Regions from separate parts of the Homo sapiens genome. Here region 1 is linked to region 2. The links are chromatin loops, found by intact Hi-C in ENCODE. Cell type or tissue: B cell. All regions are shown on one strand. Links, peaks and the distances in the headings refer to the core of each region. The heading gives the core; the rest is flanking DNA. Region 1 overlaps LOC107986108 (a long non-coding RNA gene). Region 2 overlaps LOC105374021 (a long non-coding RNA gene).

The links. Hi-C counts contacts between places; a loop is a spot of excess contacts. Peaks named below come from ENCODE experiments on the same cell type or tissue, not always from the same donor. Only the 100,000 strongest peaks of a DNase experiment are listed, where the experiment ranks them.
Region 1: it touches region 2 in a loop (22-fold over the local background); 1 of 110 quality-filtered maps calls a loop at or near these places.

What each region holds. Positions count from the first base shown.
Region 1 is chr3:104,714,852-104,720,237 of GRCh38, forward strand. All of the region lies in intron 3 of LOC107986108 (a long non-coding RNA gene), which reads right to left. Among named protein-coding and RNA genes, the nearest start is that of ALCAM, 650 kb to the right of the region's middle. In B cell, for the core only: no CTCF peak of the experiment used is centred there; DNase peaks (open chromatin) are centred at 2,470 and 3,150; H3K4me3 peaks cover 988 bases; H3K27ac peaks cover 1,148 bases.
Region 2 is chr3:104,519,678-104,525,063 of GRCh38, forward strand. It overlaps LOC105374021 (a long non-coding RNA gene), which reads right to left. Exons shown (of 6, transcript XR_007096271.1): 4 at 3,572-3,712; 5 at 2,992-3,118; 6 at 1-959. Among named protein-coding and RNA genes, the nearest start is that of ALCAM, 840 kb to the right of the region's middle. RefSeq lists enhancers at 2,108-2,387, 2,884-4,083. In B cell, for the core only: no CTCF peak of the experiment used is centred there; DNase peaks (open chromatin) are centred at 114, 784, 2,434, 3,674 and 1 weaker place; H3K4me3 peaks cover 3,881 bases; H3K27ac peaks cover 4,049 bases.

The DNA.
Region 1 (5,386 bases), core at 242-5,241, 200 kb after region 2:
CATGCAATTTTTATTTATCTGCTATACTTCCATCAAGCTGATAAAACACATGTAAATAAAATAAAGCAAATAATTCATCAGGTAAAACAGAAGAGGGGAAGTTGAAGGAAATACTTTCCATAAATAACAGTGAATAAAATCACAATCTGGGCTGAAATATTTTTTTATTAATGGGAAATATCAGAAGATTATAGGGAGCACATGGTTTATATAAGGCCACCTTGAACAAAAATAAAGCATTAAAAAATTAGAACTTGGCCACGCTTGGGGGTTCACACCTGTAATCCCAGCACTTTGGGAGTCCGGGAGTTTGAGACCAGCCTGGGTGACATCATGAGACTCTGTCTTTACAAAAAATACAATAAGAAATTAGCCAGACGTGATGGTACCTGCCTGTACTCCCAGTTATTCAGGAGACAGGAGGATTTCTTAAGACCAAGAGTTTGAGGCTGCAGTGAGACATGATTAGGCCACTGCACTCCAGCCCAGAGACCTTGTCTCAAAAAAAACAAAAAACAAAAAACAAAAAAAGGGGGGAACCCTTTTATTTCAAGTCAGTAATTACATAGTGCCCCTCTATGTAGTGAAGATAAACATTCTAGTGTTCATAGATCATGTGGTGGAAAGAGTTCAAATGAACTTGTGAAGATAAACCTGGAGAGAATAAGCAGAGCAAATTGAAAAACTATGGCATTGAAGGCTTTGTCCTTTGTCTTTTTGAAGATAATTTTACTTTCTCTATCTCCCTCTGATGTAATATAAGTCATAAAATGTTTGTGACCTTAAAGATCTTCTTAGGTTTAATCCATGGCAATAAGCATAACATAAATAGAAATATACAGACCATGCCTACTCAATGTTCTCCATTCTGAAGTGCGTAAATCAAGTGTGCTGAAACAATGAATGGAACCCTTTCAGATCCATAAGTTGTAATCACTATTAATTCTCTTTCATTTTTATCATGCCATTCTGTGCTTGATCTTTGTAGAAAAGACACAGAAAACTGTGTTTAGAATATCCAAAAGTCATGAAAAAAAAAATAAAGAAGAACCGCAAATCTCATCAGAACTTCTGTTTTGTGAGGTTCTGGGATCCAGTTTTTTTCACTTGACAGCATTGTTGTAGATAAGCTTTAATTAAATTTTCTGACATTTTACTTGGCTGAACTGAACTTAACCCAGTCAATAGATTTCTATATGTTACTTGAAGTTTGTTTATCTAATAGATGGATTTTAAGTAGAGAGTATATGTAGAAAAACATAAATTAACATGTTGGCCAGAATTACTTATCTCAAGGTAGAATGTGCACCATATGGCTGCTTCGCTCCAAGCTAATATGTTATAATTGAATCATCTCCATATCTAATAAAACAGGAAGTCAAAAGGAATATTCATGTATAATTTAACAAGCATTAGGTCTGTGTAGAAATATTTTATGGCAGAGTAAGGGGAACAATACTGACAGAGTATATCACTATAATGATAAATCATACTGTGAATGATTTGTTTCAAGAATAATGATTGAAGCTCAACTTGCAAATCTAAGGCAAATCAATATTTTAATTTCATTCCTTGATGCATTGATTCCAAAGATTTTAATTTCATTCCTTTAAAGCACTTATTCATATTTGAAAATTCCCTTCCCCAGTGAAAATCATTATCTGCATTCAAACTACTTATATTGTTTGAATATATAAAAATATATAAAATAGAAAGTCAATGCTATGCACACAATGAAATGCCTTAGAATATTAAGGTCATTCATTAGATGTCATAGAGAAAATTGTAATGTGATTTTGCATATACATTGATAGTGAATAAATGACTAATTTCGCTATATTCACCATATGCCCAACATTGGTAGATATAAATTTTATTTCACAGGCTATGGCTATTAAATTTCAGGATTTTAGAAATCAAGTTACTACATCACTCAGGATGCATATATACACATCTTTGACATGAGAAACTAAATATAATCAATATTGAGGCAACTGATTACAATCATGGAAGAGGCTCTATATTTACGGTGAAATCTGCTCTATTTTATTATACTAAACCCAGTAAAGCAATATGACGCAGGGCCATAACTAGCCTACTCGAACTATTTTCTCTTATTCGTCAATTTCATGAGCAAAACACCATGCACATGGTAATTAAGGCACATGTCTTAAACACAAATAAAATGTAACTCCTAACATTCTACACAAACCTGCTTTACCCATGACCTTTCTCCTTTCTGTTGATGATTATTCCACCCTTCCAGTTGCCCAAGTCAGGTAACCTAGAAGTCATTCTTGACACACCTCTAGTTTTTACGTCTTCCATCTAATTTCTCAGGCAATCCTCTTGTCTCTAATTCCAAAATATACATGGAATCAAGTGGCTTCTAAGTACCCCCATTTTTACCTCCACTTTCACCTGCATGCTGCAGTAGCTTCCTGGCAGGTCTCCCTGTGTAGCCCCTTCAGCCTACTCTCCACATGGCAGTGAGCCTTTAAAAACCACAAAATCTATAGTTCCTCTTTTTTTATTTTGAGATGGAGTTTCACTCTGTCACCCAGGCTGGAGTGTAGCGGCGCGATCTCGGCTCACTGCAACCTCTGCCTCCCAGGTTCAAGCGATTCTCCTGTCTCAGCCTCCCAAGTAGCCAGGATTACAGGCACACGCCACCAAGCCCAGCTAATTTTTTTGTATTTTCAGTAGAAACAGGGTTTCACTGTGTTGCCCAGGCTAGTCTCGAACTCCTGAGCTCAGGCAATCCACCCACCTCCGCCTCCCAAAGTGCAAGGATTACAGGCCTGAGTCACCTGGCCCGACCTATAGTTCCTCTCTTAAAAACTTTCCAATAGCTTTCAGTTTCATTAGACTGAAAGTAAAAAGTTTTTAAAATGAATTGTAAGGCCCCATGTGAACGTTGTTTCCAATTCTGAACCTCATTTTCTACCAGAGGCTTGTGATATCAGCTCCCTTGTGTTCCCTCTGATTTTACTTACCTCGCGTGGCCAGTGTCATCTACTCAAAACATGAATCAGATGGTGTTTCTCTCTTACTTAAAAATCCTCAGAGCCTTCCTCTTTCTGTAAAAATAAAATCTGAGCTTTTGTATATAGCATATAGGCTTCATACTCCCTTATCTACTCTGACCTCATCCCTGGGCATACCAGCTTTTTTTTTTTTTTCTCAAACTTGCTAAGCTGACTCCTCCCTCAGAGTTGGTGTAGCCCATTTCATTTGTATGAAATATACTTCCCCAGATAACTACAGGCCTACTGTTTTCGCCTTTGGATCTTAGCTGAGATCATTTATGTATACTATCTCAGAAAATAGTTATCAACCACATATTATGTACCATTCTTTCTTCATTTTCTCTTATATAACTTATTCTTTTTCACAGCACTTATTGTATTTTTATTTCTTTAATTTTTAAAATTTATTTTAACTCTATCTTCAATGCTAGCTCCAAGAGAATAGGGTCTGCATTTTTTTTTCGTGTTCACTACAGTGTCTCCAATACCTAAAACAGCACCTAGCATATAGTAGGTGCTCAATAAACATTACTGAAATCACTAGAAACTCCAAACAATTTTTAAATTCCATAGTTGCTTGATTTTAAGCATGTTTCATTTTCAAGTGGTAAAACTTTAAACCAGGAACAACTCATCGCAAATTGTTTGATTATCAACTTTCATAAGAAGTATTTCGACCTTTTAGTGAGACAGGAATTTATGTTAAGGCTGATTTATAACTACAGAGCTAATATTTCTTTTTTTTCTCATTCATTTTAGGTTTAGAGTAGCTGATCTTCATGAATACTGGATCAGAATCCATAAGCATACTCCCTATAGTGCATGTTTTATTTCTGAAAGCCTGGGGAAGAGGATTTTGTAATTAATAATTATGTTGTCTTTCCAGCTATACCATATATTGTAATTGAAAATGCAGTACATAAGAGTATGGTATTCTCCAGAACACTGTTGATCTGGGCCCTCATTCCTACTTGGGTGAAGATTGCTCAACAGCCTTTATTCCTCACATCACTCTTGCATGGCTTCAATAGCAAGGAAAAAAGTACCTTATGATAGCACTGCTTTTGTTTATTCTTTTAATAAAAGTAATTATTAATAAAATTCCTCTTCAGTAACCCTCACATCTTGCCTCAGAAGATCTTCCTTAAGACAACTCGTGAGTATCAGCTTTTAGAGCAATCTGATAACATCAGGAAGTCTTCATCTGACATGTAAAAAAATACATACATTCAGCGAGTTAAATATTATCTAAGATAGATAGATGATAGATGGATAGATAGATAGATAGATAGATAGAGAAATTCTGCAAGAGTTAGGGAAAATATACTTAGCACTAATTTTTATTTCTATAACATATTCATGCTACAATGCTGAAGTTTTGTAGCTATTTACATGACCCCAATACTAGGAATAATGGCATATGGGAGAAGTAGCTCTGTAAGAGATATTTGTTATTTTTCACAAAATATTCATAGCCATAAATAGTCAACCATCTTAAATGTAATCTTTTGATTATATTATTTGTTAATAACATCAACAAAGATTGTGTAATGAAGGCATTAAGTTCATATATTTGAGTAAAATTCACAACATGTCATTTCAATACTAATTTCACTAAGTTCACAGTCTGTTAACTCAGGCTTAGTATTTTAAATGGTAGTAGCAGTATTTCTCATAATGATAATAATACTGATTATCATCATTGTCATCTTTTTAATTAAAGAGCCCATTCTTCCAATTGCCATGCATTTATGGGCTATAGAAAATATAGCTGCATAACATTGTCTTATTAATTTAAAACTGGTAACTTTTGTTTGGGATTCATTTGTACAGGAATAAGTTTGGAGTAATATTTTCTAAAAAAGAATATGATTGAAATTTGGTTCTCAGATCAGTTCCTCAAGGTCAGAGTAAAGAAGTTCTGTCACTGAGGAGTACTTTGCTTTATTTCTTCACAGGCTTCTTTCATAGGATGCTACAATTCTACATTATTCCTCATGCAGAATATGTGTACAAAACTGTTCAGAGCCCCCAAACCTTACAATACAATGGAAACGGAAATGGTAGTAAGCAGTTAAAAACTGATAAATACGTATTTATCTAGAAAGTCATTAACTATATATTTTTAGGCAAAATAATTTTAAAAATTACAAAATTACATGTGAAATATGAGTAAATTTGTATTTTGAAAATAATATGTGTAAATATATAAGTAAACAGCATGCTAATAATAAGTTTTCCTGAGTGATGTAATTGTAACTTTTAGATATAAGTATAGATATTTGAGTACATTATAATTTTATTCAGTGGATATAGATGTGTGGATATAATTGTAAAAACTATTTTAAAAAAGAACA
Region 2 (5,386 bases), core at 79-5,078:
GCCTTGGACCTGAGAGGAACTGACTTCTCACTCTTAAGGCTTCGTGAGGAGGAAAAAGAGGGTCAGTGGCACCTTTTCTTCCTTCCTCAAAGAGTATCAAGATGACAAAAGAAATGGGGGCAGAGGTAAAAGGAAGAACAAATCCTAAAGCAGCAAACTGGGGAGTTTTCAAAAAGGTCGATAAAGTTTTATATTATTCTCAGCAGAAATCATGCCAACAAAAAAGGAAGTAGACAGAGGAACGAACATATAATTAAAAGGAGCTTCTGTGGACTAAAAGAAATTCCATAGTAGAAACAGGATCCAAAACAGAAAAAGCAGGGAGGCTTTTAAAAAAATTGTAGCCTGAATATCAGCTTTTAATTAAGTTAATTTTTGACCATAAAGCTCTTAAAAAAGAAATCTTTAAATATCTCATTAGAGGTTTTAGCCAAACAAACAGCAAACACTTCTGTTTCCTGGCTTTTCTTTCCTTGAAATTTGCATTTAAAAAGGAATTATTTCTCAGGTAAGACTGGAGAGAGAATTTACATCTCAAAAGACAAAGAAATAATGGAAGTTTTTAGAAGTTCAGGGTAATTACTAATCAAATTTCTTCTTTTGAATATAAAATTTCCTGTTAGCTCAAATGAGAATGCAGGAAGCAAACAGAAAAAGGAAAAGTTAAAAAAAAAATTATTCTCTGAATATAAACCAAAATCTTAACTAAAGATATATTTAACAAGTGACTCAAGACCAAACTACGTAGCCTCTCTATGGTTGTAACCAAGGACTCCAAAGACGAAACAGAAAGACGAAGTTCTTCCAAGATTCAGACCACTCCCACAGACCAGCCAAAAAATCAAAACTTCACTAGCTGCAAATGAGGTATAACTCACATTTCTGTTTGGCTATATTCTTGGGGCTCCTAAACTTTTGGTTGTCCACCTGTGCATGAAGGCCAGATCATTTCATATGACCTGGATAGATAAAACATCAAAATAAGAGATCAATCAATAAGAAAAAAAACAACAACAAAAACAAAACAAAACAAAACAAAAAAACCAGAAAAATAAGTCATCCACATTAGGGTTTTAGGAGCAGAACATATCCAAGTCACACAGCACCAATGCATGTTCCCGGCAGTAAATCTGTACTGGTCTGCCACAACCTCAATTCTTGCCTCCTCAGAAGAAATAATTCAACCCAGGAGGCATAAGGGGGAAAGAGACAAAGGCAAGATTTAGAGCAAGAGTGAAAGATTATTAAAAAGCTTGAAAGGCCAGGCAAAGTGGCTCACGCCTGTAAATCCCAGCACTTTGGGAGGGCTGATCACTTGAGGATCAGGAGTTGAAGACCAGCCTGGCCAACATGGTGAAACCCTGTCTCTACTGGGTGTGGTGGTGCACACCTGTAATCCCAGCTACTCGGGAGGCTGAGGCAGGAGAATGGCGTGAACCCAGGAGGCGGAGGTTGCAGTGAGCTGAGATCGTGCCTCTGCACTCCAGCCTGGGCGACAGAGCGAGACTCCATCTCAAAAAATAAATAAATAAATAAAATAAAGGGGGTTTAAAGTAGGAATGAAAGGAAGTACACTTGGAAGAGGGCCAACGGGGCAACTTGAGAGATCAAGTGTGCGGTTTGACCTTTTGACTTTGGGTTTTGTAAGTTGAGATGCTTCCAGAATCTTGCATTCATTCCCCCCCGATTCTTCCCCTGGGGTGGGCTGTCTATATGTGCAGTGGCCTGTCAGCACTTGGGAGGGGAGCAGGCACAGTGTGTTTACTAGAGTTGTATGCATGCATACACTTGAGGCGTTCTTCCCTTATCAGTCAAATGTCCCTAGAAAGTCATATACCAGTTAAACTCTGCCATTTTGCTTCTTAATGTGCATGATTGAGCCAACTCCTCCAAATCCTGACATCTTGTCAGGAAGCTATTGATCACCAGTTTCAGGTGTTTCTGTTTATTCGGAGACTGCCTTTCCCTGGCACTGACTGTGAACAATTATTATTTTAGAGAGACAGTTAACAACTGCCTGATCATCACCTGATGGTCACCTGACATTCCTGGTGTGTGTGTCAGGGAGTTGGGGAAGCCCTTTCCTGCTCTCTTCATGTCTGATTAGCTACCTACCGTAACAAGGGGTGGGGATGTAGGGATCATTAATGAATGTCAAGAGTCATACAGATAGTTTCCAAATCTCCAAATGTGTACCTACTTCATCTGTGACTCAAAACTATTATAATAAGCCCTTTTATGGCTTAAAATCAATAAACACAAGAATTTCATTTCAAAAAGGGTACACGCAACTCCTCCCAATATTTAAAGCTCCTCCCAAAGATAGTGAGGGAAGAGAGAGACCTTCTCATATTGTTTTACATTGTTTCATACTCAGTACCTATTTTAAGAAGAAACAAGGAAGTGAAACCAAAGGCAGGCAGCCCGGCACCAGGCACCAGACCCAAAACCAGACCCGAAACCAGGCCTGGGCCTGCCTAGTAGCTAAAAATCAACTCATGCCTTAGCAACCGATGTTATCCATAGATTCCAGACATTGTATGGAAGAACATTGTGAAACTCTCTGCTCTGTTCTGTTTCACTCTGACTACTGGTGCATGAAGCCCCTGTCATGTACCCCCTAGATTGCTCAAATCAGTCACGACCCTTTCATGTGAAATCTTTAGTGTTGTAAGCCCTTAAAAGGGACAGAAATTGTGCACTTGGGGAGCTCGGATTTTAAGATGGTAGCTTGCCGATGCTCCCAGCTGAATAAAGCCCTTCCTTCTACAACTTGGTGTCTGAGGGGTTTTGTCTGCGGCTTGTCCTGCTACAATAGCTCAAGAAAGCAAAGTTGGGCTGGGCACAGTGGCTCATGCCTGTAATCCCAGCATTTTGGGAGGCCGAGGTGGGTGAATCACGAGGTCAGGAGATCGAGACCATCCTGGCCAACATGGTGAAACCCCGTCTCTACTAAAATACAAAAAATTAGCCAGGCACTGTGGCACGCACCTGTAGTCCCAGCTGCTGCTACTCCAGAGCCTGAGGCAGGGGAATCGCTTGAACCTGGGAGGCAGAGGTTGCAGTGAGCCAAGATCACACCACTATACTCCAGCCTGGCGACAGAGTAGGATTCCACCTAAAAAAAAAAAAGAAGAAGAAGAAGAAGAAAGCAAAGACATTAATTGTTAGGCAATGAAGGCTGAGATAACAAAGGCAATTTTTTTTTGAGAACCTACACATTTGGAAAAACAGACATTTCAGATTCCCAGCCTAGTATATGTCTGGCAAATATGCCCTCCTGGGTAGTGAAGACCAGAAAATAAATTTGGGGATTACAAAGCCAAGTTTCTCAAGACACAAAAACAAGATGAAAGGAGAAGCTTATTATGGTTTTTCTCCTTATACCAAACCACACAAAGGACAGAGACAAGAAAAACAAGGACCATTTTTGGATGTTTAAAGATTAATTATCAATAGGTATAAAACAAGTCCACAAGGGACACAAATTTAAAGAACTAACTTTTAAAAATATTTTCTCTCCTTTAAATTTAGAAAGAAGGAAACACGAAAATGGAGTTTCACCACTCACCTGACTAGTCCTAAGGCAGAAACCCAAGGAGGATTACTGGTAAGAAATTTCTTAACTTTTTCTTTCTTTTTGCTGGCGTCTGTCAGTTTCCGTGGTTTCTGGCTGCAGCCTCGGGTGTGGGCAGAGTGATTTGCTATAATCCTGCCAAAGATACCAAAACTGTAGAGAAGTTCAAATTTTCCCCCGAATGTTGAAGTCTGAGTCTGCTGAAATGAATTGACAATAGACAGATTAACAGGAGAAAAGGGATACAGATTTATCAATGTGCACATGGACACGAGAGGTCTATGAATATGAGATTGAAAGAAGAGCCAAATGACAAAGTTTTTATATTTTATAGAAAGAAATTGAGGCTTGGAGCATGGTGACAGGTTATGGGTGAGAGATGGGGAAAAAAGACTTGGTGACAAAGGCTGTCTTTTTATGCAGTTGAAGCCTCGCAGGTAGCAGCCCTCAGAGTAGACAGTAGTCTTTGGTAAAAGTTTCACTGTCAGGACTTTGTAAGTGTTAACGTTTTCATCTCCTTTTCTTGTGAGTTAATTTTTCCAAGATCCAGATAAGAATACCTTAATAAAAAGCCTCTGCATTTGCTATTTACTTTACTAATGAAAGTTTTCTCTACAGATGCAAATCTCCCCCACAAAGGATAGCTTCCAGAGCCATACTTGTGTCTGCAGTCCTTCTGAATAGCCATTTCAAAATATGCCAGAGAATTATATTTCGAGATGGCATATTTTAATTTTATTCTCTCTATATGATTATTAATCACTTTTTATGTTTAAAAAATGAAAAGCAACATAACAAGATTGTAAGTAAATACATTTTAAAATCTTTTGGAATACAAAAACTTATAACTCAACTTTAAAAAAATTAATTTAAATTCATAAAATTTAATCATAACTTAAAGTTATGATTTAAACTTAAAGTTAAGTTTTAAAACTTAAAAATATCTGGCCAGGTGCGGTGGCTTACGCCTGTAATCCCAGCACTTTGGAAGGCCGAGGCAGGCGGATCACCTGAGGTCAGGAGTTTGAGACCAGCTTGTCCAACATGGCGAAACCCTGTCTCTACTAAAAGTACAAAACTTAGCCAGGCGTGGTGGCCGGTAGCTGTAATCCCAGCTACTCAGGAAGCTGAGGCAGGAGAATCGCTTGAATCCAGGAGGCAGAGGTTGCAGTGAGCAGAGATTCCGCCACTGTACTCCAGCTTGGGTGACAAGAGCGAGACTCCGTCTCAAAAAAAAAAATCGTATTTTTATTTTGTATATAATTAGCATTACAAAATAATTGTTAAAAACATAAAATGTTATGTCTGTGATAGTTCAGAGTGTGAGTGAATGAGACAGCTAGGAAATTTAATACTAATACGCAATAAATATCATTTTAAAAAATAAAATAGATGTTTTCCACAGTCTATTCATTCCTATATTTTTTAAAATAGGATAATTTTTTTCCTACTTTGAAAGGACTTCATATTTTTTACAAGTGAAAAATAATTGTATTTCAAGACATCTCATAAATGTATTAAGTTTAGGCTCAAAAAATGGGATAGCATTTGCTTTTGTATTTATGGTTGTGGTTCTTTAGTCAATAGATGATTTTAGCAGCACAATTCTTCCATAGTCACTCTTCATTGACATTATGGTTAATTATGATCTCCAGGACACAAGATGTCTACTTGCCAAAATGAGTTGAAGTTGACTCCTTTTGCCATCGTCCAATGCTTCATCTTTACTCCCCTGTCCACTCAGTGGAAGATGGAGGAAAGGGTTTATCAGGGTGTTGTTTACAACACAGTGTCATAAAGTGATTATTA